3 separate regions of the Mus musculus genome follow, and regions 1 and 2 are each linked to region 3. Evidence: chromatin loops called from intact Hi-C (ENCODE). Cell type or tissue: left cerebral cortex. All regions are shown on one strand. Each heading gives the region's core, and the rest is flanking DNA. Links, peaks and the distances in the headings are about the cores only. Region 1 holds the start of AI593442 (expressed sequence AI593442). Region 2 overlaps Gm1715 (predicted gene 1715). Region 3 has its middle 17 kb from the start of Gm33125.

Region 1 (10,001 bases), core at 821-8,820, 270 kb before region 3:
TCATTTGTAACAAAAGAGTAAGAACACTGGCAGTCCATGACATAATCTGAAATTATGACATGTAAAAAGAATGCCTGTGCTGATGTAACCCCAATACCAGACGTTGTTGAGCTATATCTCCTCTGGAAACACTTAATGACTGCCCCAAGTCTAGAATACAGACTATAAAGGGTTAATTCCGTATAGAGAGTTCTTTTTACAAGACAACCTTTCTCCCCTGCTAAAGAGTTTTCCTAAACAGCCAGATCTCTTTCTGGAGTATTCAAACTTGGATTTGCTTTACAATATGTTGATGAGACTCTGCTGAGAGTGTCCACAAAAGAGCCACTGCCTGTCTGGTATCCACAGTGAAGTCTCACAGGTCACAGTGAAGCAAGCAAGCAACGACTCACCACTCTCTGAGGTCAGTGAATCCAGAGTCACTCGATGTGGAGGGTGGCTTTAACAGGCATCAGGCCCTCTACTTCTGGGAAGGAACACTTATGCAAATATCTAGGTCATTGGCCATCCTTTACTGTGTGACTTTGGCAGTCAAAGGGCATCAGTCTGTGGTCTGAAGCAACTGTGCATTGTTCAGCCTGTACTGAACTGTTATCTTAAGTGGAATTCTTTTTCTTATTGATACATATGAAGATGGAACTGATACTTCCCTTCTCTTTGTAGTGCTGTGAATAGAACCCAAGGCCTTTGGCATCTTACACAAGTGCTTTAACATTGTGCTGCTCCCCAGGCCCCAGATGATTTGTGCTCAAATAAACGAAAGCAGAGATGGGGTGGGGGAAGAATATGGAGTGCCATGCATTTATGGCGTGAGCAGGAGGAAAATGAGAATTTGGAGTAGGGGTAGATGGGTACATAGGGTCAGAAGGAGAAATCTTTTTTTCTTCATATCTGACCTCACTTCCTGACTGTAGCTGATAGGAGTGAGTAAGTGGCAGCTAGTATTCCCCTTAGCTTTCCTTCATGATGTATAGCATGAAGAGGAGGCAGGAACACACACTCCACGACTGACCAACTCGGTGAGAAAATGTTGCACACTTTCTAGACTCAAAGACAGGAGGTAAACAAGACAGGAGAGAAGAAAGAAAAAAGCAAAACAAAACACGGTTTTAATAAGTTATCTCAGTGCCCTAAAGACCATACTCTGTTTAGTTAGTGTTCCAAGCAAGCGTTCCCAATCACTCACATAAAGCAAAGCATACTCTATTTTGAAGATGGTTACTATAATAGAATACACTATTTCTGTTTCTGAAAGGATCCCAAACTAGTCGTTCACTGGTCTCTATAAGATTTTTTTGCAGGCTGCTAAGAGCCTTTTTAGGAGATGTAAACATTTAACTGAAAAAGCAAATGTATCAAGAATCAAGCACGTTGACAAAAAATTAGAATCAACGAAGGGACATTTTTTTAGCAGTACACACAATGTTGAGAATTTTTACGGGTCATTGGTTCCTGCACTTCTCTTTGTAATTTCCCCTTCCCACCCTTCAAGCCCATGTATGCTTTGTGTCTTCAGAATGTGGGATCCTCGAAAAAAAAAGGGGTGTTCAATACACCGAATGGATCCTGGGCCTGAAGATGAGCGTGCGGGGGAAGAAATCAAAAAGCAGATGGGATGACATACTTTGGAGACTGGTGGAGAGATGCAGTCTTTGATGCATATTTAGGTTCCTGATTCTGATTCTGTCACAGTTGTGTTGACAAATGTCCTTGCCATCTCCCTAGTATAAGCAGTTTATGCTTAGAACCAGAGGCAGAAAAATAGGATTGGGGAGTAGCAGGGACTCTGATCAGTCAACAGGAAAAAAAAGTGTACCCCCAGGGGAGAAGATTCTCCTGGAGCAAAACTGTACCTGGAGACCGGTTGAGGTTGAAGCATAGAGCAATGGAAGAACTGAAGCCTGCTTCTTCCTAGGCAAAGGAGTGCTTGTGCTGAATGAAGGTGGGTTGCTGGCAGGGTGGAGGTGGGGATGGGGGTGGGTTTGCTCCTCCCAGCCCCAAAGCTGGGGAACAGCAGGAAACTGGGAATGGTGTTGGAGAGGCTGTTATGCCAGGACAAGGTGTTGGGTATGAGGGTGGGTGGGGGCCTGAGGGGTGGCTTGGAGCCCTGGCGGTGGCTGCCTGACGTCACCGGCCTCTCTGGCAATAGGCTAAGAGCTGAGCTCCCCATAGCAGCAGCAGCAGCAGCAGCAAAGGCAGCGGCGGCGGCGGCGGCGGCGGCGGTGGCGGCGGCGAGGGTGGCAGCAGCAGCGCGGCTCTGTCTCTGGTCCCAGCGCTCCGTGCCTTCTGCAGCCGCCACTGCAGCCAAGGGCTCCTTCTCTGCAACTGGCTGGTCCTTCCAGGTAAGAGACAGTGGTCAGGATGAAGGCTTCCATGGCCAGGGGCCCCAGTGGCAGGATGAGGGCGGGTAAGACCACTCCCGCGGCCTGCGCAGGCACCTCTGGACAGAGCTTCAGCCCCCGCCCCTTCCCTGGTGGAGGCTAGCGCTTTGCCTTGCTGCTCCGCAGTGCAACAGTTTGCACCTGCCTTTTGGGAGAGGCAAGGGAGCTGTGCTGCCTGCCGCGGGTCCTCCGGCTTGGTCCTCTGCCACAGCCTCTGGGCCCTGGGGCCAGGGCCCGGGGAAGGCTGGAGACAAGGTCGGTTCCCCAAACTTTGCAAGCGGGAACCCTTCCCCTTTCAGTTCCTGCTCTGGAAGAAAGAAAAAGGATTTTGGATACTGTCAAGTGGGAGGCTCAGGGAGATGAGGGGTGGGGGGCGCTTGGGAGGATGTGCCTCCGCTGAGAAGGGTGTTTCAGCTGCTTTTGATAGGGAGAAAGGGGGAGGAAGGTAGCAAGGAAGAAGGCTGGAGAAAGGTCGAGTATGATCCTGTGTGCCAGATCCAGCGGGTCAGCTGCGGCTAGGGACAGAGGCAGTGGGGTGTATCCCCTTGGGACGGGGACCTTGGGGGTCTGAACGTCCAGGCTGGAAGTGTTTGGAGAGGGAGGGATGGGGAAGGAGGACTGCGTACAGGGAGCCTGCTTGGAGTGCGTGCTGGCGAGATTGGATCCTGAGAGGAGGTCCACAGGACACAGAGAAGAGGGCAGTTGGCTTTCTGGGAAGTAGAGAAAGCCGCTGTGGCGGCCGCTGTTGGTGGCAATTAGAAAGTTGTGCAGGGGGCAGGGCAGCTGCCTTCTCTGCTGAGTAACCAGTGTCTCCGCGGTGCGGTACGGACGCCAGACCCCATCTGAGCCAGCGGAGCATCTAGCGCGGCTCTCCTGGGCTGCCAGGAGCGGTAGGGTTGGGTTGGTGGGTTGTGGAGATGACAGAGTCCATTTGAGGGCCGCTTGACAGTGGTGTCAGATCCCTCTCTTTCTCTGCACTCGCCTTGGCTGTGGCCGGGACCCTAACTAATCCTGTTTTCTTTGCAGCACTGTGCCTGGGGAAAGGAAACAGGATCAAAGAAGACCAGAGACACTCTCCCTGGGGCCACTAGCTCTGGCCCGCTTGCTTGGCGGCAGTTGCTCCCTCAGTCTTTGGCTGGAGAGCTCACTCCCTCCAGCGCTAAAGAGCAGTTGGGGTGGTGTGGGTTCCTGTCCACGTCTTGGCTGGTGGGAACCGTGTGTCCAACAGAGGAAGCCTGGTGGGCCTGGCCCCTCTCAGCCCAGCGCCGATGAGTGCCAGGGCGCCGAAAGAGCTGAGGCTGGCCCTGCCGCCTTGTCTCCTGAACCGGACCTTTGCTTCCCACAACGCCAGTGGAGGCAGCAGCGCAGGTCTCCGCAGCTCAGGCGCAGGTGGTGGCACTTGCATCACGCAGGTGGGACAGCAGCTCTTCCAGTCTTTTTCATCTACGCTGGTGCTGATTGTCCTGGTCACTCTCATCTTCTGTCTCCTCGTGCTGTCCCTCTCCACTTTCCACATCCACAAGCGTAGGATGAAGAAGCGGAAGATGCAGAGGGCTCAGGAAGAATATGAGCGAGATCATTGCAGCGGCAGCCACGGTGGTGGGGGGCTGCCTCGGGCAGGTGTTCAAGCTCCAACCCATGGAAAAGAAACCCGACTGGAGAGGCAGCCCCGGGACTCCGCTTTCTGCACCCCCTCCAATGCTACTTCTTCTTCCTCCTCCTCCTCCTCATCCCCTGGTCTCCTGTGCCAGGGTCCCTGTGCGCCTCCGCCTCCACTGCCAGCCCCCACTCCACAAGGAGCACCCGCAGCTTCCTCCTGCTTGGACACACCTGGCGAGGGCCTTTTGCAAACGGTGGTACTGTCCTGATTGCGCAGCCCCTCTCCTGACCCTTTCCTCGTCTCCAGCATCTTGACCGTCCTCGCTTTTGTTCCTCCTTCCTTCCTTTTCCGTTCTCCTTTGGCCCCTGTTTTCTCTGCCCTCTTTCCTTACCTGGCCACCCTTTCACTGTCTCTCCTCCGCCGAGGCACTGTGCGGTATTTGTAAATATTGGGCGAGGAAAGTCTCAGAGGAAGAAATAACGCTGATAATACTTTACTGATATTTATAGTAATTATTATACTACTAATAACACAGTCCAAGCGCATGACAAATCACATAATTTCTCATTGTTAATGAAGGCTGCATCTTCCCTCCCCACCCCGTGCCCCCCTCAATAAGGAGAAGAAACCGCACAAGCTACCAAATATTTAAGACATTGACACCGAAGCAAAGGGATGGGAGGGGGCCGGTGATGTTGTATATAGCTGTCAAGTGAAGGTTTAGTCGCCTTTCTGCCCCTCCCTCACGGGCTTTCACTTTTCCTTTAGCTTGTCTCCCCTCCCCTTTCCTCACCTTCAGCTGGGCTCAGGCAATAGTATATTATAAAGGCAACATCTACATTAAGCACCAGAGACCACATAGAATGTCCCAGAAAAACGTTTAGGACAGGTAACCCCTCTCTAGTCAGTCATCATTTCACTTTTTGCTTTCCCCCTGGCAGAATTAGAGTTTTACTTTTAGAAATATCACTCGCTGGTCGAGCACAGAAAAAGAAAACAAAAAACAAAAACATACTATCTGATTTGCTGCTCATTAGGGCCCATTTGTACACCTGACTGGTAGTCGTTTTGGTTTGGTTTGTTTGTTTGGTTTTTTTTTTTTCCCTTTGGGGAATTTTTTTTTTTTTTTTTTTTTTTTTTTGAGCCTCAGAGAAACCGGGAGCTGTCCAGCCAGGTCTGGTGCTGAATATGTCTCACCTTCATGGTTACTTCCTCTGGTTGTGCAGACCAAAGAAGGAGCTGTTTTGGAAAGTGATTGTCTTGGTTTTGATTGGTTTCTTTCTTCTTTTTTCTACAATTGGATTGTTTTTTCTTATCACTATACATTGCATAAGTTACCTTTATGTAAAAAAAAAAAGTATTAGGCAATGTGCAGTTCTGAAAATGCAGTATCTAACCAACTAGTATGTTTCTGTTTTATTTTTAGAACAAGTGCACCTTTGTTATATACTTATTATATTGGTACCAAATACAGAAGAAAACTATAGTTCTGTGATATGTCCTCCAAACTGTATATTTTTGTTCTTCTGACTTTCCAGCTGTTGATATAATGGTTGCCACTGGCTGAGGAAGTCAGTGGTGTAGGCCTGGCTTCTGCTGTTTCCGGAAGTGTTCTTTTGTATTTTACGCTGTAGTAGACTATTATAAAACGATGACACCCATGTTTCCCCCTTTTTCTTTTGTGAATAACAGAAACAACCACAACAGAAAACAAATAATGGATGTGCTGGAATGCCATCTATTAAAAACATGGTTAATATTTAAACAGTGCCTGTGGTTCTCTGCATGCAGTTGCCACCTGGAGGCAGTGCTGTGTGTGCTTGCTTGTACTGTATGTGTTTGGGGGAAAGACTGGTGGAGATGTTGGGCAATTTGGATGACAGGACATGACAATTTCCAAGTTAAATCTGTAAACGCTTACAGGATAAAACTGTTTACAGCTTGTTTAGTTATGACTCCATGCCTGCATCTGATATACAGCAAAGGGGATCTTTCTTCTTCCCAAGTCTGGCCTAATTAACCTCCCTGAACACATAGGAAATGTTAAGGGAAAAGGAAAGCATGAGAGAAGATAAATCTCTTGTCCTCTCTTTAAATGTCAGATAAGTCCCTCTATGTTAGACTCTGCTGTTTAGTGAAGGGCAGTGGGACCCCTACATATATCCATCTCCCAAGCCACTAGCTCCCCTCTATGCTCTGTCTTATTTCAAGTTGTATGTGGTTATTATCCCGAGAAATGATTGCCTCTAATGTTTTGGTTACATATAAAGTTTTCCAAGCTCAGTCTGTATCTTTATAAAATAATTTAATAAGGTTGATTTAGTCACCCATAGATATCATCCAAGTCCTTTCTGAAGCACAGAAGACCATCGTTTAAGCATGCCATGTTGTATCATTAGGAAGATCAGGTATAATCTTTGGATACAATATATTAAACAATGAACCAGATTCTCTCCAGTGCCTTAGTCACTTCCTAGTAACAGGTCAGAGTGCATTCAGTCCCTCGGGCCACCAAGGATGCTGTTAGTGTATCAGAGCTCTACACTGTACAACAGAATGGCTAAGGCACTGTGAAGGAGAATATCCATTAATCTCTTTAACTTGCCCTCATCCAACTGTAGCTCTTAATACCGTCTTACAGAATGGGTTTTAGATGTGAAATCTGAATAGGATCAGGAACCCAGAAGGAAGGTTCATCATTTCAGTGAGCTCTACATAAGTGCATAGATATTACTTTTTTCCATTATTTGGTGCACTCTTTTTACAGTAAATAATTTCCCATTTTATTAAAGCAATAAGATATTCTGTTTTGAGCAGCGCTAGATGCTCATTCCACTTCCTTGGTGCTGAAGCAACTCATATGTTCTTGCCTTATGAATCACAGTGCATTCAAGGCATGCAATAATAATCCCCTTCCAAGAAGCAGCCTGCACACCCTAGGGGGCAATGTCCTACATACTTTTCCCCAAAAGAAATAGAGCAAACAAGAAATAAACTAATTATGTGTATTTTAAAAAAAACATCTTGATACCTCTAACCATAAGCACACATCTGTAATGTGCTATCATTGTGCACCTTTAAGTGTATATGCCTTTTCCATCAATTGACTAGGGATTAATATTTTAATAGTGTCCTGTGTAAAGATGATGCAGCTTATCAATCACATTTCATACTGAGTTTAATATGCTGTGAACCTGGTGGCACCACACAAGATTTCTGTTAGTTAGAGTGATAATTACATGAAATTCTAGTAGGCCAGATCCCACACCAAATTATTGTAATAAAGATACGACAATGCAAATTTCTATAGAGTCTGCTTAGATTGCTACTTAGAGAGCGCAACTGACCCATATGACATTCGAGTTTTCATTTTTATGAGACAAAAGGCATTATGAAAATAGCTAAATTTACTCTAAGGATCTTGTTTACTGATGTCCCGTCAAACTAATTGCTCCAACCTTCTATAGCTACAGCTCAGCTCCTGCACTTGCTATTCAGTATTAATAAAGTAGCATGCTTGATTCTTACTATTTTAAAAATGAGAAAAATAGAGAGAGAATGCCGATATGTCAACTATATGGGACTCTGACTCTTGAAGATGAAGATGGATATAATCTTTAGAATTTATATACACCCATAGATATGTATTTATATATGCATACATTTTGTACAAATTTACAATGGACTTTTTGTATTCTCTTTTCTGTCATTATAAGTATGAGACTGAAACCAAATAGTTGTTCCATCCTCTGATCCAGAGAGGATCTGAGGAGTCAGGTGTATGCATGTACTTGGTTCTCTGAGGTCAAATCAGAATGGCTTTCTCTTTATTTAGTGGAAGGGGAGAGTCTTCCTTGGCTTGGGGAATTGGTAATTAGATAAGCTTCCTTTCCTATATTAGTGACTCAAATGTAGCAATGATAACGAAGTCATGACCATCTCTATGTGGTCCAGCTATTTGATGGATCAAAAATCTATCTACACGAGCATTGGAGCCATCTAGACCACAATCATGGATTGCAATCTGATTTTTCCTCTTCACTTTCAACTTACATGTTGTATGAGATACAACATATACCTGCATAGCTAAAGGTAAAATGAAAATATACCTACTATTTGTTTAGTTTGAAGAGTAGCTTTTTGGAAAATATGGACAATTTAGCTTTAAAAATTACTGGGCATTTGACTTTTTAACCCTCCCTATCTGTAACCATTGAATTGATTAGATACTGACTAAAATTTCTTTTTCCAATGCATAGGCATAGATTTTAAGTGCTTTTAATGGATAATTGCTAAGAAATGACTAACTAGTATTACATGAGAGTTATGGGCTAAATTGGAACCAGAAACTTTAATATGGCTTCTAAAATTCACTCCCATGGAAGTCTAGGCTTTGGACTCGAATCTGAAAAGCCACTTATTCATGTTTGGAAATTGTGGTGTGGTCCATAGATGTTCATGTAAGAACGGATTGCCCCATCTACACAGGAAGGTATTTCATCACTGGGCTGAATATAAATCTGATTCTGGTTTAGTTTTTCCTTATTTGATAACATTTTGGAAGCAGACGTGATGGCTTCACATCAATACTTATCAATGTCACCAGCCCAATGGTGCAATTGGTGCAGTGTCAGAATGCTTAGTGGAGAATAAGAACTTACTTAGCTTTAATTGAGAGACAGTGCATTATTCGGGTTGCTTTACCCATTTGAGGAAGGATATTTCACTGAGACTTGTGGTCTCACAGGATTGCTGCTACAGAGAGGATAACGACAGTGATGGCATCAACAGAAGAAGTGATTTTTGAACTCGAGTATATCCAATAGATAGAATAAAACAGGTATTAGAAATTCATGAAAAATTTGTTTTGCTTTTATATCAATAAAAGAGTTTTCTTGTTAATTGGCCTTTGGACACGATTTCCTTATTAATTTACTGTACAGCATGCCAGAGTTATAAAATATCTCATCCTGTTTCGTTTAGATACAATTTACTAAAAGAGATGGTCAATTAAAAATATTTCCACAGCTTATCCTCTCTTCTACACAAACCAGCTGCATCTCAGAAAAAGGTGTGTGTGTGTGTGTGTGTGTGTGTGTGTGTGTGTGTGTGTGTGTGTACGCATGAGAGTGTTTGATATTACCCAGTAAACCGAGTCTACAGTTATAATTCAGTGACCCTTTTAGGCACCAACTCAACCTCTTAAGGATATTCCCTCTTTTTTTTTCTTTCACTGTTTTAATAATAGCCTAGTCTATCTGGAAGAGACGTGTTAATATCTCATTTTTCCCTTTAGAGAGGGATGTCTCAGGTTCACACACATTTAGATGGATCAGAGTCTTGCTGAAATGCATCTTGTCAGAGCTGCTTCTTTTATGAGATGCTATTTTTCTATCCTCACTTTCTCCTGCCATTCAGCATTATAGTCTTAGACCCAGACCTTAGTCTTCAGTCTCTATGTTGTCACAGGTCTCCTCATCCCAGCCTTACAGTTCTCAGCTCTGCCACTGTTGGGAATACTACCTCCCTATTGAAGATACAGTAGACTCTGTGTTTCCTGTATTCTCTACCTGCACTGAAAGGTATGAATATTTCCTCAGGATCATGAATCAAACCACTACCCCTGCCACCTCAACGCTATGGTCCTTGTAACATGTTAGATGCTGTGCAGAGGTATTTCAAGTTGTATATAGGTTGTATAGCCTTACGCTGTAAAGCTCACTGTCTTGAGATCTGAGTAGATGCCTGCTTGACATTTACCCTGAAAAGCTGTTTAGATGTTTATCACACACCACCAACCCTCTTTTTAGATTCTATTGTAGAGGAGTGAGGGAACTTTCATAGCTACTTACCTCACTTTGTTCTTCTGTTTTTTTGTTTTTGTTTTTTTGTTTTTCAAAATCATCCCAGATCATAAGAAGCAGCTATTTCTCTGTATGGTACTTTCTTGCCTCCAGAGGTTCTTCCTACTATATTAGCCTTCCTTTTCTTTGGTGGACTTAGACTTCTTTCTGACATGA
Region 2 (10,001 bases), core at 1,076-9,075, 340 kb before region 3:
AAAAGACACAGCCGGTCTCTGCCCTCAGAAGATTAGAAACCAGAGTGTGAGAGCAAAGATGAACAAAGACTTAATTCTGTAAGGATGAGGCAAGAGGACACTGACTATGATAAGGGAGCTTCTGATAAGGGAGGCAGACTGATAAGAATGTAAGGACTCTGCCCTTTTCAGGGCATTTGAATTGTAGTTGAGAGGAGATGAATCCAAATGCAGTCTCTTAGATGCAGAGGCATGAATCAGATGTGGGGGGAGTGAAGGTAGTGGTGACCAAAATGCCGAGAATAAATACTGTAATATAACACAGAGGTCCTTCTGTTGTTCAATATGGCCCTATGGTCTATGGTGTAGAGACAAGGAGCGTTTCAGTGGCCCATCCTGAGATTTCTTCTTAGTCTCTCCCCTATAATGTGCCCAGGTTCTGGCTTGTACTGTGCATGTATTCAAAGAAATAACTCAGCCTATTGGCTAAACGTACTGTGTATAATACTGCCCTTTACCTCCTAGGCTAGCTAATTCTTGTCCTCACTACTTCTGCCCCACCAGGGGCTCATATTTCCTTGGAGCTAACTCTTAAAATGGCCTCCTCACTTCATCCTCCTCTTTCCTCTTCGAAGTGTCTCATAAAACTTATAACCATGGTATCTGCTACTGCTGTGGTCAAATATACTTTTGACTTAGAGAAAAAAATTCATGGTGTGACACTGAAGGCCAAGGTGGCCAGGATATTCATGATTGATGCCTGTGGTCCTAGTGTCATGTCATGTCATTCCCAACTCTCATGCATATCTCGTGGCTTGTATATATTCTCCTATAGGTTCTTAATCTGTCACCTGTCACCTAGTCACCTCTCTAGACCCATTCTGCATGTCACCCTCTCTGCCTATGTACACCATGTGACTTTGTACTTTTTCACTAGACTAACTTTTTTCTTTTTCTTTCCATTCTACTTTCTCGTCTTACAAACTGAGTTCAGATGCCCTTATGAACAGTGACTGGGTTGTTTACCTGTCTTCTCAGTGGTGAGTCCTGGCCAGTGTTTTGTATACAAAGGACACAGAAGTGTTGATGATAGAGTTTAAGTGGTGAATTATTCATTTAGACAGCATTAATTTATGGCCCTTCAGGTAAGATAAGGTGGCTCCCTTTTCTACCACTGAGTCTCCCCAGGGCCTCTGTGACCTTTGGTTTTTACCTGAATGGCCCCCATAGGAAGTCTTCTTATGTAACCAGGTCATAAGTTTCAGCCAAAGACACATTATCCTCCACTAGATACTCTTTGCATCTTTAATAACCACTATCCTTTCCTTTCTATTTAGTTAATTGAATGTTCGTGTCCTAGTTAATGTAAACCAATCTAGGTCAACCAAGGGCTCTAAACCAAGAGGCAGTCATTGACTTTACAAAAGGGCTCTATAGGAAATCTCTTTTGACAGTAAGTTCAGATTATCTTACTTAAAACTAGTTGAATAGATTTTAAAAATCAAGGTGGACCATGAGTTTCGAAGAGAATGGGTTAGGGGTTTGGTGTTACTCACTCCTTCCTTGATGGTTTTGAAATGAGATAATTTCACTGTAGACAATTCTGGGTTTCTGTCTCTGTCAATACTTTTATGCAGACTAATCAATATGCTGGCCCTCGTTCTGTTTGGGAGGTGGCCAGATAAATGGTTGTCTTATTGCTATGCCTTTGTCACTCAGCATTTTTTAATGTTTCTATGTCAGACTGAATTATGACCTTAAAAGTAAGCCTGCCACTATGGAAGACAGATATGTGCCTTCCCAATTTCTGCCCTCAAAAAGAAGTGGCAAAAGCCAGCATGACAAAGGTAGTAGTGTAGTGTTAGGTTTCTGAAGCCACAGGGCCTTAGGTTAGAAGCAGTGTATATGCTGTACTCAGTATTAGTGGCCATATTGGAATCCTCAGGCCAGCAATGGAGTAAAATGATGTTCCCAGTAAAATGACATGGTGGCACAACTTTACCATTATTCACTGGTGTAGACATTTTACTGTTTCTCTCACTTCCCGGGGGATTTTATGGATGATCTCATCTCCTTTAATAAATAATTATTTGTACAGAATGGCTGGAGTTAGTCTCGGTGATTTGCAACTATAGAAACCTTCATCTATGCACTGATTCGGAAAGTTACCGCTCTCCTTCCCTTACTCCTCCTTGACTGCCTGCTTCTATCCCTGTCCTGACTGTAAGCCAACCCATCTCATTATAACATAAAGAAAGAAAGAATGAAGCATCTCTGCACAGGTTCTGAAAGTAACAGCTATCTCACATCATGCACGCATGCACACACACACACACACACACACACACACACACACACACATGCATTGTCACTTAAAATCCCAAGGGACACTGAAACTGGTAGTCTACTGAGAAACTAGAATGGAAGTCAGCCACAGAGCATCTTAATGTTTTTAGACCTGGGTGTGTCATTTAAAGGACTGCATTCTTCAATTTTAAACGTGCTCACCCTTCTTGGTGGTCTCAAACTAGCATGTTCCCTGAGAGATGCATATTCTAGAACCAGACTCCCATGGATTGGCATCCTGTCATCGTTATTTATGAGCTGTCAGATTTTCTTGCTTGCTGAATGGCCTTCTCTATAAAGCCTGGGTGTCAGTAATGCCTCCTTCAGAAGGCTGTGATGAGGCCTGGGATAATGAGTGTGTGGCAGTCAGCATTCTGATTGTGAATAATATAATTCCGGGTAAATATTACCACTTAAAAATTGTCTTCTTTGTTCATCGTGTCACGAAACAATCTGTAAAACAAATCCTTATTTACTGTCCTGCTCGGTGGTGTTCTGGAATTTAATTTCACCACCTCTGAAAATCCAACTGTGCATTCGTATTCGCAGGTTCACCTTTGATGACCTCACACCAGTAGCCTGAAATTTGCCATTGTGACAATGAAATTTACCATGGGGACGGGCAGGCATTACAAGGTTTCAGGTTCTGCTCTTCTTATCTTTCACTGTGGCTGCCACTAGTAGCCTCTAGTTTATTGTGTGGGTACCTTGTGTGAAGGCAGAGACAAGCTCAGGGCCTACCAATCAGCAGGTGCCCTCACTTAAGCTTGGAGGCTGAGTAAAGGTACCAGGTGAACTAAACTATAGAACTGTAGAGTTTGGGGCAAAGGTATATATGCAATAATCTGCCTCGTGTCCAAAGGTTCTGAGTGTCAGAAGGTTGAAGAGTCAGCCAGTAGCCACAGACTTACTTGTTAGGCTGGAACCCCTGCTTGCCCCTGCATAAGCTGGGAAACCCCATCACTCCTCCATCCCCCAGCAATCCACCCACGAGTTCCTATCCTATTCAGGGGCTTAGTTTTTGGCCGTATTTGGGCATAATTCCAGCTTCTAGCTGACACATCATCACTCCTTGCCTAAGCTCTATAAAACCCCCTTGTTTTAGCCCCATGTGTGACTCCACTGACCTCCACCTGTGAGATCCGTGAACTCACCTGAGAGTTGCCTCCTAGTAAATCTGCCTCTATCTACTTTTAATGTGGTGTAACATGGCCTGTACCTGCTTCTCCAAGGGAGAGAAAAAAATCATTCATTACTCAGCAGTATAGAGGAGTTTCTTGATAGCTGGCAGGGAAAACAGTGGTGGAGATACAAGATCAAGGTATACTAACTACAGAGGACTGATGTCTCTGGGCCTCACTGTGTGGAATGGAATCAAGCTAGATGTGTAGCTTTGTTACTAGGGTGCTGGCCTCGTATGAAAGAAACCCTGGGTTTGACCGCTAGCACTGCATACAGCACACAGTAATCATAGGACTCTGGAGGTGGAGGCAGGAAGATTCGAAGTTCAAGGTCATCCTCAGCTATAGACTCAGTGTGAAGTCAGGCTCTGATATAGGAGACCAACCTTAAAGCAAAGAGAAGAAACTAACAAAAATGGGAAGGGCAGGAGACGTGACGTTTGTTTGTCTTTCTGGTTCTGGAATACCTCACTGGGTAAGGTCTTGCTAGTTTGCAACAGATGAAAGCCATTACAGAAAACCACACATAATCAAAACGTAGAGATGTAGGGCCCAGAGTCCAGTCCTAACGGATACAGTTATAGAAAACTTAAGGCTCAGGGAGCGCTGTGGAGGAGAGGACTGTAAGATTGCTAAGAGCCGGATCCTTTGCTGAGAGATTATGTCTCCTAGGAGTGTCAGAAGTTACACCCATACAGTCTTACCAACATGAACTGAGCAGGGACATAAATACACATGATAAGCACATGTCTGACTAGACATGCTAAAGTGGAGAGAGAAAAGTTCATGAGGCCTCAACCCTACGCAGAGAACTACAGGCATAAGGGATGCTGAGATTGGATGAAACAGTCCTTCCCGGGGAATAGTACATGGATTGGTTCTTCAGTACCAATAGTCAGCCATGGAAGCATATGTACTTAGAAGTGTGTGTGTGTGTGTGTGTGTGTGTGTGTACACAAATATATGTATATAACAAATATAGGTATATAATTTAAAAGAGGCCATAGATTTAAAAGGGAGCAAAGAGAGATGTATGGGATGGATTGGAGGGAGGAAATAGAGAGAAGAAATGATACAATTGTATCAAATCTCAAAAGTAAAAGAAGTAATCTTCTAAAAAGGGAAAGAGGGCTGAGTGGCGATTGCCTGAGAAAGGATGTCAGTGACTGGGGAGCAGTTCTGGGACCCTCCCTGTGCTGAGTTTCCTTCGCTGTAATCTTGGGGCAAATGGAATTGTTTAATTTGGCCTTCCTCTTGGTCCTGGGATCAGCTTGGGTAACTATCTTAAATTATCTATACTTAGTAATTTGTGGGGAAAGCCCCATTCTTGTGTCATCTCAACCCTTTCTGAAAATCACCACAGGGTGTGGGGAGGAGAACACCTTAAACTGTCCCTGGTTCTCCAATCGTCTCCCACAGGTAGGCAAGGCCCACCCTTCCCCACTCCTAGTACCTGACTCCTGTTAAATGAATATTTATCTAAAACACCAATGCTGGGGCTGGAGAGATGGTTCAGCAGTTTAGAGTATGCACTCCTCTTCCAGAGGGCCTGAGGTCAATTCCCAGCTCCTGCATGATGGCTTGTCACCTATAACTACAGTCCCAAGGGACTTAGTGCTCTCTTCTGGCCATGGCAGGAACCAGGAATTCATAGAATACACAGAAATACTCATACAGAAATAAATAAATTTAAATAAGATAATAAAGAAAGAAAGAAGAAAAAAAGGAAGAAGGAAGGAAGGAAGGAAAAAAGAAAGGAAGGAAGGAAGGAAGGAAGGAAGGAAGAGAAAAAGAACAGTGTTGGACAATGGCATAAAACTATCCAGACAAGAAGGGAGTTGAGTTAATTAATAAACTCTCTCCTGTAATCATCTGGGCCAGGGCCTGTCTTCATCCATCCCTCTACTTTTACTATTTCACAGTTCCTTCACTACTTTAAAGATGAGCTTTACCACAGTTGATGAGGAAGGGTATTTCAGTATATATTCCAGTACAGGAGATAAAGACCTTTCGATCGTTGAAGGGGACTTAGAGATCCGTTAGAATCCCACATTCCCCTTTGTGAAGTAGGCAAATGAAGGCTCAGAGATCTAGAGTAAAGCTCTTGAGGTTTCCCAGCCAGTCTTTGGTAGAGCTGAGACGGGAACACCAAGTTCCCTGTTCCAAACTCAGCTCTTTTGTTACTTGCTGTAGCTCTGCAGAAATAGGCGCACTCTGATGACTCGTGCCAGGCAGCAAACGGTGATAAATAAGAACTGAATAGGTTCTGAATGTGGGTTTTGTAAGGGTCCATTCAGCAGAGAAACCACCGTGGATTGTCATTTCAACACGAAGGCATTTCCATTTCCCAGGAAAGGAATACTCCGTAGAAAGGAGAAAAAAAATTGTACTTGCTACTGAGCCTTTTATTCATGGGTTTATCCTCAAAAGCACAAAAGAACGGGACTAAGGAACAGTTATTATTTGGAAACGTTAACCTGAAACTGTGAAAATGCTAGACTTGCTTCTGTTGAGGGAGAAAATATCTATTTACTAGGAGATTAAAATAGTGGCTATTTGCATTTCTTTAAAATAGACTTTGAAAATACTGTGATGGAATAATACACAGCAATGCAAGAGAGGTGCCCACCCAATCACAGGGGCTTGGCCAGCAAAAGCTAAGAACTGGAAAACGTTGGCAGGAGAATTACTGAAGCCTTGAGTCTGGCCCCGCTCTGATCGATGTGTTTAGAATCTCTTTTATTGAACTGAGCTGCCACTGTGCCCTTTGAAGTTGGTTTTCTTTCTTTCTTTCTTTCTTCCTTCCTTCCTTCCTTCCTTCCTTTTTTTTTTCTTAATACAAGACCTGCTGACTACAGGCTTTGTTTGTTTTGTTAACCATAACAATTTCCCAGGAGAAAGGACGCCACCTGATACTTACTGTCTAATCAGTAACTAGAACGATGGGTCTGAAAGGCATAATTGTTTCTGAAGTCTTCCATAACTGAAATGAAGGGAAGTGAGGACCCATAGTGTTTTTGCTGATGCTTTTCCTTCCTTTGAATTCAGAGTTAGCACACACTGTGGTGATGTATGCACCACAAGGCCAGCACGGGAAATAGCAGTGTGGTAGGCTGTTGTCAAAATGTTTCTACCCTTGCACTGTAAACCCTTGATATTTTGATATCTTCTAGGTTCCTATTATAGGTTTCATAATCATTTAGACTTACTCATATACTTGGCTTGTGTTGTGTATGTGTATATGTATATGTATATATTTGCATATATATGTGTGTATGTGTGTGTGTGTATGTGTAATTTTCTTGAATCAAACAGCACATAGCAGGTGTAAACACATAAATATCTGTTAATGAGTCGTGTGTTATATTGCCTTCAAAGCATGTTTTATTGATATTAACCGCACTTTACCCTTGAAATGTGCTATCTATAAATGTCATTTAAAATAACCTTTATGTATGCATGCCTATGGTATATGTGAACCCTCATATGCTTGTGTTTGCATATATAGAAGGACATATGATATGGTGTGTTGGAGAAACTACTTTGAATGGTAAGAATTGAACCTTTCATGGTAATTGTTGCCACAGTGACTCAACGTGGCAGTAATCCTCAGGGTTTTATCATTTGTTTTTGGCTCTTTCTTTCCTAAGTGATTACATATGTAGTAAAGAGAATGAATTTAAAATATGTCTCTTATTTTCTAAGTGCTTAGATATGTACTTAAAAGAATGTCATATTTTGTCAAGTTCTACTGTGTATTTTGTAACAGGAGTTTTCAAGTTGCTTCCTGGAAATGTCAACCGTATATAAGCATGAGCAAAAACAAAACAGTGTTATGGTTTGTCCATAAATGTGTGTCCCGACGACACATGTGCTGAAGGATTGGCTGCCAGCTGGTGGGCTTTGGAGAGGTTATGAACCTGGAGCTCATTGTCACTGATGGATTGATACATGGATTAAAGTCATGGCTAAACTGACTACTGGGGTATGAAACCTTGCTAGAGAAATAGGCTCATGGCACATGCCTTAGAAGGTTCTGTCTTATTCCAGTTACTGTCCTTTTCATTGTCTTTCTCTGGGTCTTGTCTGCCAAGATAAGTAGCTTTTCTCCACCATGATGTTCTGTCTCACCACACATGGGTCCAGAAACGAAGTATCCAACTTCATTCATGCATCTAAACTGTGAACCAAAATAAATCCTTCCTCCCTTAGCTTTTTTCTCTAGGATTTTGTCACAGCAATAGAAACCCAATGCAAACAATTAAGCTTGTATAAGATTTGAGTGCACACTCCAAACCTTGCCTTCTTTTTTTCTGAGTGCCCTGACCCCATTGTTCCAGAAATATGAGAGAGAGTGGTAGGGCAGAGAGATGCAGAGTGCTGTATTGGAAGAGGAAGATGATCCAAATTCTTTTGGCGAAATTTACCACTTGTGTGATCTTGGGCAAGTTTTATTGCTTCGCAGATCCTTACTTCTGTTATTGGAGAAATGGGAATAATATCTGCTGTGTGCATTGCTGCTCTGGTGGTTAGGAGGCCTATAAATGAAAGATGAAAGTGTTTATAAAATACAGGATGTACATGTGTGTGTGTGTGGGGGGGTACCTTATAAAACGAAGCCTCATGAAGGTGGCTGCATTTATCCTGGAAATTTTATTTCCAGCTAACCTTTCATTTCCCTTGTCCTCTGTCATCGAAATTTCCAAGCTCCATATGATCCTCTACATCCCTTGTCTTTATGGTTTTCTGTGGTATTTCCAACACTGGTTCACTACCTGGTTATTCAAGCATTCATTAAACCTTCATCCGGAGGTACAGGATGTTCAGGGATGGCGATGAAATAGTTGAATAGACACATGAAGTACAGATGAGGATGAGGGAGCAAGGAACAGCAGGGACAGTGAAATCCTACAGAGGGGACAGGTTTCCTATTGCTATTTCCTCAAAGTCATTTTCTATGTACTCATATGGAGTCCTGCCCCCAACCACATTAAATGATGATCCAGAAACAAACAAACAAACATACAAAAGCCTACTGAATTTGATAGAGTTATTTTTGGGGACAACACAGCTCCAGGTGAAAGGAAAAAAAATCTTACATGGTTACCATTTGGTCAGCTAGGCTAGGACAGATGGTCTAAAGGGATCTGTGTGGTTAGCTCAGGCTGTCTGTCTTTAGAAGAGTTATCTGACCAGACTTAATTAGAATAGGTCTTAGGACTTTGGGGGAGGGGCTTCCTTTCAGGAAGTTCTATGCATGCTTATAGCACGTACCCTTGGGGTGGTCTTGTTAGAACAATGTCATAGGTGTCCAGAACAACGTTTCGTTTTGCTGTGACCTTTCATATGACTTGAGATGGCTCTGCTTTATGGCTGGCTCTGAGGTTATCAAAGTTATAGACTGTGGCAAATTTGTCATAGGAAAGAATTCTTTCAAGCAAATTAAATCAGGGGTTGGCGGAGAGAGTGGGGGAGGCTGAAAGGGGGCGACTCATCCTAGAATAGGTTAAAAAAGCAAAACGCCCAAAGTAGAAATATTAAAAATAGAGAAACCTCCAGTACCAGATGGTCAGAATTATGAACAAGCCTGGGGACAAAATTAAATAAATCCTCATGGAAATATTTTGTCATCCACTGGAAGCCTGGATGGGCACCCAGAGCTGCTGAAAAGCCTCCTATGCTCCCTCTTTTATCTAGAAGCTACAGTGCCGAGAGTTTGCTGAAGTCTGACCTACTTTCTAGGAAACTTCTTATGGTTAGGAAGAAAAGAAGGGAAAAAACTGAAATGGTATCAAGGCAGTGGAATGCAGAGATAAAAGCATTGGCCTTGCTGTTAAGGAAAAATATTTTTAGCAGTAGTAACTGTCAATATTGACGGGGTGACAAGTAGCGTTTATTGACTGCTAAGTGTGCCATGTGCCTGGTTTCTCGTAATGATTACAAAACCGGGGTGTGTGCCTGCTGCCACCCCTCTGATACAGAGGCACCGGTGGAGGTTCTGATACGTCACAACTCCAAGACAGTGGGGACAGCACCTCCACCTAGTCCTCTTCCTGCTCCGTAGAACACACGTTACACCATATGCCTTCCTGACTCATTTCTCCAACTGACCTTTGCAAAGTCACTGTGTCTCCCTCAGCTTCATTTTTGTTTTTTAACTTTCAAGTCATTCAATTAGACTTGTCCCATCTGTTAATAACAAAGTGCGTTATTATTGGTTTAATTTCATCTCTTTCTCTCAGATTCTAACTGCTACAGGGACAGGAGCTTGGTTGGAATTCTTGTGTTCTAGCACGTAAGCACAGGGTGTGTCTGGCAGACAGCAGATGCTTAGTAAATAGTCAACAAAAGAGTATGTACACTGTAACACATTCCTTTCTCTGACTGTAAATTCCAATATTCAATAACATAAAAGTCAGCTGAGCCTCTCCTATACTTTAGTCATTTTGGGGAGGGACTTGTTCAGGTCATAGACTTGTTTCTTTGACTTGCTGC
Region 3 (10,001 bases), core at 1,247-9,246:
GCTGTAAAATACTCGATGCTCTCAGAATCCCTGACTCTGGAGTGCAGTGCACAGGAAACTAAGTTAGCAATGGAGGCTCCTCCAGCAACAGATGGTTTTCTCAGACAGGCAGTTACTGTAATAAGCAGAGGTCTAATATAAAGATAGATTTTGATCCCAGATTAAATTAACATTTGCACCTGAAGCAAGTTTTAGTTAGTAGCCTTTTTAGTAGACACTGGGTTAACAGTACACAATGAGTGGGCAGGTATTGGTATAGTTGCCCAGGTAAATCATGGCAGAATGATGAGATGTCAGAAACTCTGATTCCATTGTGTGGCCTCATCCTCTGTAACATGAACTAAAACACCCAGTGCTAAAACAACTCAAGTTCTGCTCAGGTAAATATGGGGCATAAAGACATTCACTAAGTTTGGATGAGGCACCAAAAGCGTCTAAATTTCTGAGGGGAATGGAACACTTCAGAGTGAGAAATACCACAAGCAGTGAAGTGGGATGGTGTCACTCATCTAGTCTCTCAGGGTACAAAATAAACAGAATTTCTAGTTACAGCCAGAGGCTGTTCTTGGTCCTCCTTTATTCCCTCTTCTAGGGAGAACCCATTAGCCCTGGGGTAGAAAGTGCTAGAACAATACTCAAAATTCGTGTAGGCTACATCTACCAATATTGATATTGCTCAAAACTGGGAACAAATTGATCATTTAAATGCATTTATTTATTCCATTAAAATAGTAATTACATACATTACATGCTAACATTTTAAACATTTTTAAGACAATTTAAAAGCCTAATCTCCAACATCAAAAAATTGCTAAGGAAAGTGATATGTTGTATATTTTGTAAATCTGTTTTGTGCTTGACTTACGAGAAAACATTTAGATTATCAAAACTGCTTCTACGGTCAATCTATTAACATGCATCATTTAGTTGATGGATATAAAGGAAATATATTTCTTACAAATATATTACTATTTTCTTTTGGAAATAATATTAAACAGATTTATTTGATTTTACCCTAAAATTCACTAAATGATAGGTTCTTACAAGCTAATTGTGTGTGTAATTGGAAAATGTGTCATTGAGCTCATCGGACTTAATTACATTAAAATCTACAAGTGTCTTCTGAACACAGAGTGGGACACACACCCAGGCTGATCCTCTGATGTCATGGACTGAACGTTTGAAAGATATTAATCCCTTGAGATGTGAAGATCTTCCAGGTGGTGACAACATACCATTATCTACTCTCAACAATGCCCGTTTAACATCACCACCTAAATATGACAAAGGAGCCAAGCCAGTGGCAGATAGGAGTCTCAATTTTCACATAAGAAGCTGAACCGTTCATCACTGGCAACAAAGAAAACAAAAACTGTCAGTTCCTTTTCCTTAAGACAAAGGTTTACTTTGTTCATTTTGGGGGAAAAAAATCTGCCAAATACTCAAATCTAAATAACTGTAATTAACATAGCAGTCACACATTGAAGTAAAAACCTGTGTGTGGGCTCTGTTTCCCCAGAACCCAGTGACTGAAATGAAGGCACCAAACATTGGCTAAGGATTCACAATGACTCCTCCACCTCTAATTCTGTTCCCTACTAGTTTTGTGATTTGCCGAACACCATGGCTTCCTCCATGTAAAACACAGTTGGTGCAATGAGAGCAGCCACTTCTGTGGATGTTGGAAAGAGTTCATGAACAAATACATGATAACTGTCAGAATGGCCCCTGACACATTGATAGTGCTGTTAACTCTTGATACCATCTACTAAAAAGTAACATTAATATTAATCTTTTGCTTCAATGATATATTAAGTGTTCATCATATAATAAACATTTATTAAATAAATTTAAAGAAAATAAGATGGTTGAGGCTAGAGAGATGACTCAGCAGTTAAAAACATTGCCTGCTTATAGCAGAGCCAAGTTTGGTTCCCAGCACCTCATGACAGCTTATAACCATCTGTAACTCCAGTTTGAGGGGGTCTAATGCCCTTTCCTAGTCTCAACACTTCATACACACATGGTACACAGACATGCATGCCAGTAAAACACTTACAAATAAAATAACTAAATGTTTTTATTATAAAAGATAAGAGCTAAATGCCTAGTTTATCACCTAAAACAGATAGCTCCTGTGGATTCTGACATGTTGAGTTTGCAACAGATGTTGAATCCTAACTTCAATAGTTAATGTCTATAGAAGTTGATTTTACAGTTAAATTAGCAAGGGGGTTAGACTGATAAGGTGTCAGGAAGAGTCCAGAAGGAGAACAATGAAGGAGCCAGGCTCTGGGGACCAGCAAACATGGATCCAAGTGTAAGACATATTATTTCCTGAGGGGCTGGTGATAGGGCAATTCTGAGGAATGTGGATAATTGATCAGAAACAGTAAAGTCTCAGTAAGGAGCTGATTCCAGTTAGTGAGAGCCATGGACTGGAGAAGTGGGAGAACAGTGAGATCACTAGGATGTAAGATCGAAAATAACGAGGTCTCACTTAGGGTTTTAATAGCAAGAAGACGGGAAACCTGAGGAAGGATGGAAGGGTAAATTCTCCAAGAGCTGGTGAGTATTGCTTCCGCATTGGGGTGGCCTTCTATGCTCTTCACAGAGGCATGAAAAGGGGCTAAAGAGCGAAAATAAAAAATAAATAAAATGAGGTTTGCCTGGTAGGTTTGAGGTAAAAGACAGGAGAGAGACAGAGACAGACAGAGAGAGACAGAGATAGAGAAAGAGAGAGACTCTTCTATTGTAACCCAGGAGTCTCTGGAACATCAAGGAGAGGCAGATGCTGATCAGAACTGGAGACTCGGATCTGAGACCCGATGGTTCATGAGTAGTCATGGCAACCACAATCGGAAGGCGACCACCTTGTGAAAGCATTTGGCCATGACCAAGGACACAGCACCTGCCTCCCAATGGACAAGTTGAGGAAGAAAAGCTTCCCTGAGAAAAAGGATGTGGCCCTCCTGAGGAAAAAGGATGTGGTCCTCTCTGGAAGGGAAATGATGTGGTCCTCCCTGAGAGAAAGAGGTGCATTCTTCCCTGAGGGAAAAGGATGTGATCCTCCCTAGGAGAAAAGGTCATGGTCCTCCCTGAGGGAAAAGGATGTGATCCTCCCTAGGAGAAAAGGTCCATCTCTGATAACTTCACTTAGTCTTACGACCTAACAATAGGCATATCCCTCTCTCCCTTTCTAGTCCTCTGCCTTATCTTCAAATCTCAAGGTCTGGAGTTGTGCTTTGGGTTGCCCTTGTAAGAGCAATGCCTTACCTGAAATCCTACCTCACTCCCTTCTCCCCTCAATGCTCCCATTTCCTTCATGAAGATTTTAAGTTGCTCCACTAAGTTAAAACACAAGCAAACCCAAAGGCACAGTATCCAGTGGCGTAATGCAGGCACCCGCAGCAAGCAGCCTGGTGGCATCTGCGCTTGGCAGACTGTCCCTCCCAGGGCACCCAAAATCACATTAAGCCTTCTCCCGTGTGCATTTGCAACCCTCCGTGGAGGCAAATGCAAAAGCGGAGATGACAAGAACAGAAGGCAGCAAATGGAATATAAAATGTGGCTCCATCCCAATTCCACCCCCTCTTCCAGGAGGAGGGAAGACTGGGGAGGTGGTGAGGTATTTTAGGGCAGATGATTCCCCAGATATATAGAGCCTGGGAGTCCATTGTTTCCCACCTGGTGTACAGTATTGTCCTGTTCTCCAGGCAAAGCAGGAAATTAAAAAAAAAATCACCACAAGACAGACTAAACCATCTGTATGTGTGGGACACTGAAGATTCTCAGGTGGAACTATATATCTATGAGATAAAATTAAACCACTTACATATTCATAAATTCCAGAATTTGAAAAGTAGACTCCAGCACACACCAGGTATTCTGGCTGTTGAATTGGAATACTTCTTCAGGACCTACTCTTGAAAGTTTAAGTACAGAGCTTTGCAACTGGAAGATCCAGGTGACAACCTGTGCTTGAACTCAGAGAGGAGTACATAGTCTAGTGACTCAAGAAGTCCAGAGGGGCTGTGGACAAAGGTTGGCGTGGGAGTGGGTTTACTTGCAGGCCTGGTCCAGATTGTAGACTCCAACAGGAAACCATGGCTCTGGAAAGGGGATGGAACTGAGAGCAGCCAATGAGATAGAGCTGCTACTCAGCAAACCCAGCCTCTTTCATAGACTCCAACATCGACCAATCAGGACTGCCCTTAGATGTTGCATGCATAGTGTCTCACGCTAACCACACAGGACTGCTTCCAAAATGGACACCAACACAGCCCACACCTTACAGAAGAGGTCTGTTGCTACCATGACCACATTGCCTTTTGGCACAATCCTAAACAAGCTTGCCTTTTTTTTTTTTTTTGTCTACTCTGGTCTCAATTTCTTAGTTAACCACAAAGTATAGGAAGGGAGCAAGACAGACACAAAGTTACTAAATTTACAGCCTGTGCTGTGCTTCTGTGGCCTTTGGACTCTTTCGTTGACACACTTCTTTTATCGATGCTTCCAATCTGTCTGTATGGTTCAGAACACTGCCTGGGGGAGATCACAGACTCTTCTCTTGATTTGTTCAGCTTAAGTCGAATGCATCCCTTTTCCAGCTCCTTCCCTAGGGAGTTAGATCTCGGATGCTGTGTTAGAAAGCCAGCTGAGTACTGCCATGCATTTATGTACCGGATAAACAAAAAACACTATCAGGCACTTGTGCAACATGCAGGTGTCTGCTCACCCTAAGTTCTCAGTTCAGAAAGCTTGCATACATTTTGGAGAAGCCAATAGCCTACCTGATGTGCTACTCCGATACGTCCATGCTTCGTGGCTGGATTTGCTTTCTGCTGCCAGGTCTATATTTAAATTTGACTAAAGCTTGCTGGTGATTACTGCTTCCCCTGGTTCTCATTGAGATCCTGGCTCCTACTCATAAAGGCTGCAGTTCAAATTGCCACTAAAATTGCTGGGTATTAACATTAAGAAAGGAGCAATTAAGACTGTGGATATACTGGCTTGTTTTGCATTCTCACCTAGAGCCTACTGACTCTGAAAACAAGGGGACCACATATGCTGGATACTGAGGGCAGACTTGGAATTCTGGGAATGCAGAGATTATAAAGAGTTCATTCCTTTCTCTTCCTTCTGCTTTTTCTCCTCAGTAATGTCCAGCAGAGATTACTGTGTGTCTAGAAGGTATCAGAAACTTACAATCACAGCGACCGGGGTCACAGTAGTGAGCATGGCCAACCAGAGCCCCTCTCTCCAGAAGTTTACCTTTATTCAGACAACAGTGAGTGTTATGAAATTAGTAGTGGGGACATGAGAGAGGGTGGGTGAGATAGATAGGCTGGGAAGGGAAGGGCTCTCTCAAGATTTGACATTTAAACTGAGAACTGAATAAGAAGAAGGACAGTGGGGCTGGAGAGATGGCTCAGAGGTTGAGAGCACTGTCTGTTCTTCTAGAGGTCCTGAGTTCAATTCCCAGCAACCACAGGATGGCTCATAACCATTTATAATGAGATCTGCTGCCCTCTTCTGGCCTCCAGGCATATGTGCAGACAGAATGCTGTATACATAATGAATAAATCAATCTTTTAAAAAAAGGACATTGTGATGTTTCAGGGAATGAATTCTCCAATTAAAGACAATGAGGAGTTCAAAGATCCTGAAGTGGGGAATAATATCTAAGGAGTTGAGGTTATCAAAGGGATGCCTGCATGCTTTTGTGTTTTGCAACAGAGAGCAGCATAGAATGAAGTCAGCCTGAGGGGAAGATACCAACTCACTGGATGGACATGGAAACCAAAGATGCTGATGAGTTTAAAATTTAGCCAGGCATGGTAGCTCACACCTTTAATTTCAGCACTCTGACAGCCATGGCAGATGGATCTCTGTAAGTTTGGAGCCAGTGTAGACTACATAGGAAGTTCTAGAAACACAAGGACGATAAAGAGACCCTACCTCAACATAAATTTTTTTCAGAATATAAAATATAAGGAGCTGGGATCATATCTTGTGGTATATGACTTGTCTAGCATGTATAAGACTCTGATTCTGGCCTCTGGTACCTAAAAGAAAATGAATTTGCCCTGTGCTCTAATGAGAAATGACTGAGGTGCTAGCTGGAGCGGGCAATGTAACTTGACTTGCATTTTTCTTTAACTAGGCAAAGAATTTTATTAACCTTTTCCAAACTTTACTCCTAGGCTTCTTCAGCCTAATTTTCCACAAAGAACGAATTAAGTAAAAGCAAAAACTGAAAAGAGTGGCAGTGTCTGGGGCCTTGGAATTAAAAATATTAGCGACCTAGATTTTATCAGATTCATAAACAAAAAGATTAAAAAGCAGTCATGATATAAACCAGAAGCTCCTGTAACTTCTGCAAATGTCACCTTCCTTCTTCTTCTTCTTCTTCTTCTTTTTTTTTTTTTTTTTTTTTAGTTTAGTTTTTCGAGACAGGGTTTCTCTGTATAGCCCTGGCTGTCCTGGAACTCACTTTGTAGACCAGGCTGGCCTCGAACTCAGAAATCCACCTTCTTAAGAAGGTGCCTCAGAACCGGGCGTGGTGGCGCACGCCTTTAATCCCGGCACTCGGGAGGCAAAGGCAGGCGGATTTCTGAGTTTGAGGCCAGCCTGGTCTACAAAGTGAGTTCCAGGCCAGCCAGGGCTACACAGAGAAACCCTGTCTCAAAAAACAAAAAACCAAACAAACAAAAAAGAAGGTGCCTCAATACCATTTGCCTTGTTCTTAAAAGCGTCATCAAAATTCTCCACGAGATCTGGAACTCCATCCTCCTCCTCCTCTCTAGGAGCAAGTGGTGCTTTTCTGTCCGTGGATTGTTTGGGCAGGGCTTCATCCGGGCTCCTGAAACTAGTCAGACCTTCTGCACGGAGCTGGTTTAGGATGCTGGCAAGCATCGCTGTCAGCCGCTTTGTCTCAGCGTGGCCTGCAATGGTGAAGGTGTTCGCTGCCAGAGACGCCTGAACTTTAGGGTTGTTAAAATGAACCACTGTTCCTTGGTTTGTAAACGTGTTTACCTCTTCAATACCCCTAACTTCTTTAAGGAGAACTACAGTATTTTTTTTTCTGTTTTGTTTTGTTGTTTGTTGTTGTTGTTGTTGTTGTTGTTGTTGTTGTTGTTGTTGTTGTTCCGTCTGCTGCAGCTGTTCTGTGAACCACTTTCTTTCTATGAGCAGTTCCTTTCCCATCAATGAGCACTTGTGCCTGACATCTGGACATTTTTTTCCTGGTTCATGAACATTCCTTTCATCTTGTCCGAGTAGAAACAGGCCATGTGGGAGACTAAGGTTCAAGATCAGGGGGTCTCAGGCAGACCAGCAGAGATAAGGCACACACACACACACACACACACACACACGGGGACACAAGACGACAGCTCCTGACTTGCATTTTTTTAATATATTTTTTATTAGATATTTTCTTCATTTACATTTCAAATGCTATCCTCTTTTCTAGTTTCCCCTCTGAAAATCCCCTATCCCCTCCCCGCTCCTCCTGCTTCCCAACCCACCCACTCCAGCTTCCTGGCCAAAGCATTCCCCTGTACTGGGGTATAGAATCTTCTTAAGATCAAGGGCGTCTCCTCCCACTGATGACCGACTAGGCCCTCCTCTGTTGCATATGCAACTAGAGACATGAGTCCCACCATGTGTTTTCTTTGATTGGTGGTTTAGTCCCAGGGAGCTCTGGGGGTACTGATTAGTTCATATTGTTGTTCCTCCTATAGGGCTGCAGACTCCTTCAGCTCCTTGGGTACTTCCTCTAGCTCATTCAATTGGGGACCCTTTGTTCCATCCAATAGATGACTGTGAGCATCCACTTCTGTATTTGCCAGGCACTGGCATAGCCTCACAGGAGACAGCTATATCAGGGTCCTGTCAGCAAAATCTTGCTGGCTTATGCAATAGTGTCTGGGTTTGGTGGCTGTTTATGGGATGGAGCTGGGTGGAGAATGGACTAGAAAAAAACAGACTCATCATTCCATAGTCATTCTTAGTGCTAGAGACAAAATAATAATGTGGAGAAATCTCGACCCTGTTTCTTCATGGTGGCCAAAGCTCGTCTCTAACCTAAGGCATAGAGTTTGGTCCCATGTAGTGGTCCAAGAGGATAGAAGTGGATCCTGATGACAATTCCTGAGTGAGAAGCTTCCTGGGTGTGTGGATCTGGCATGTGAACCTTTTAAAAGTACTCCTATTCTAAACTTACCTGCATTTTAACTCCCACGACAGTCTCAAGCCTCCTCCTCCTCCTCCTCCTCCTCCTCCATACATCACTCAAACTCAGCTTCTGTTAGAACCATACAGGAAATCTTTAAAGACCAATATCCAGTCTGTGCCATTCTGTCATTAAATCAAAACCTTGGGCTTGGGTCTCAGTACTTTCTTTAATGCCACTCCACATGATTCCACAGGGAAGCAAGGTTGCTACTGGCTCACAAAAATGGCCATGTCAGACCCCTCTGATAGTGATGACATGTAGCATGGGACAGTGGGACACATGCTCTCCCACTGCTGGATCCATGGAGAGCCTGGGCGAAAGGCTGTGATAAGCTCTTGAGTGACAGGCACATTGTGAAGCCTGAATGCACACAAGCTCACACACAAGGGTCCCTCTGCAGTCAGCATCTTACTCTGTAGTGGGCTACCCAGATTTGCCAAAGGAAACTAGAGAACCATTGCCTTCTTAGGGGGGATTTTGAAGACCTTGACAAACTCTAAATAATTTTTTAAAAATTAGAAACAAAGGATGATTTCATTCTAATAGGATGCCTATGCAGCTAGCTCCATAAAGATAGATGCCACCCCTGCTCTGAGCGCCTGACATCCCACAGAGCCCAAAATGTAAAAGCTAACACATCTTGTCAAGCTCTAAAATAAGGGAAGCAGCTTGCCCACTTTTCTATTTAGTTGCTCTGCATTTGTTATGCTTAACTGCTAAGGTTTTTTTTTTTTTTTTTTAAGGTAAAGAAAGGAAGGAGAGAAGAAGGAGGAAAGCAGGAGCAAGGGGAGGGTAGTAAAATTAACCGTGATGAAGTAAAGGTCAGAACCTTGGTGAAGTGAGCTAGAGCTATCAAGTCTTTCATTTTGTCTGGAGTGTTGATTTGATTTGTTTCTTAATAATACAGGAAAGCAGACACAGCACCAGAGAATCAGAAAAAGCAAAACAAAGCAAAACACCTTTTTATAGACTTTTCCACACACTTAGCACTTAATTACATTCTTTCTTACATGATATTGTGTCGTTACAGGTGTACTGATGTTTCTGAATCTGGAACTTTTCTCAAGAACACACTGGCGTTGCAGTTTTACTAGCACCTGTTCACGGGATCGCATTGCCTCCACATCACAGATCTGCTCTCAATAGCTCACCTAAGACTTGTGATTTTATCCTTGTTCCTTGTCCCCTAGTGTCCACTCTTCATCTTCTCTGTGTGAAGAGACCCTCCAAAGGAAGCAGAAGGCCCAGTACACTCCCCTTAGTAACAGTGGAACTGTGGAATCTCAAAAGCAGGTTGTCAGGAGTCTTAGTAAATAAAGCCCGTGGGTTGTTCGGCTTGCTTAGGTTGATATTCCCTGTGTGAAGATGCAGACACCTACAAGGAGCAGGTGGACACTGTATCAAGCAGTGCTTAGTGAGTCGGACCTCTGAAGCAGAAGGAGCCGTAAAGTTGCTGGAGTAGAGGTGGAGGATAGATTTCCTTACTCAGGTTGGAGTGCTGGAGTACATTGACTAGCAGGCATAGTTATGCCCTCAGATGAGCAAGAGAGCCTTCAGCAGACAAAAATGTCATCCTTAGCAACCTGGAGTGGGACATGGGAAAGGCAAACACCATCAGCTCTGGTGAAGAGCAATGGGGATGGGTTGTTTTAAAGATCTCCACAGAGAGTACTTAGTGACTGCTGGCTAGAACTGTCTGGTGCTGAGGCTGGCCCTAGAACCACCTGAGGTCCTAGCCTGGCTATGCACCTATGAGAGG

The links. A loop is a pair of places that touch in the nucleus more often than their neighbours do. Peaks named below come from ENCODE experiments on the same cell type or tissue, not always from the same donor. Only the 100,000 strongest peaks of a DNase experiment are listed, where the experiment ranks them.
Region 1: a loop joins it to region 3, with 5 times the contacts of the local background. A loop is called at or near these places in 4 of 42 quality-filtered maps.
Region 2: a loop joins it to region 3, with 2.9 times the contacts of the local background. A loop is called at or near these places in 2 of 42 quality-filtered maps.

Annotation. Positions count from the first base shown.
Region 1 is chr9:52,671,924-52,681,924 of GRCm38, reverse strand. It overlaps AI593442 (expressed sequence AI593442), which reads left to right and starts at 2,145. Exons shown (of 2, transcript NM_001286641.1): 1 at 2,145-2,342; 2 at 3,408-8,893. The coding sequence starts at 3,650. The coding sequence ends at 4,249. Gm1715 (predicted gene 1715) reads right to left here and starts at 2,062. Exons shown (of 5, transcript NR_045333.1): 1 at 1,854-2,062. In left cerebral cortex, for the core only: CTCF peaks have their summits at 5,776 and 6,920; DNase peaks (open chromatin) are centred at 3,428, 3,741, 4,681, 5,733 and 4 more places; H3K4me3 peaks cover 6,321 bases; H3K27ac peaks cover 5,225 bases.
Region 2 is chr9:52,737,949-52,747,949 of GRCm38, reverse strand. The region is part of intron 2 of Gm1715 (predicted gene 1715); the gene reads right to left. Among named protein-coding and RNA genes, the nearest start is that of Gm1715, 63 kb to the right of the region's middle. In left cerebral cortex, for the core only: no CTCF peak of the experiment used is centred there; DNase peaks (open chromatin) are centred at 2,262 and 5,717; H3K27ac peaks cover 1,302 bases.
Region 3 is chr9:52,401,552-52,411,552 of GRCm38, reverse strand. It overlaps the pseudogene Gm29692. Among named protein-coding and RNA genes, the nearest start is that of Gm33125, 17 kb to the left of the region's middle. In left cerebral cortex, for the core only: CTCF peaks have their summits at 3,457 and 5,542 (motif pointing left); DNase peaks (open chromatin) are centred at 4,621, 4,845, 8,132, 8,846 and 2 more places; H3K27ac peaks cover 3,083 bases.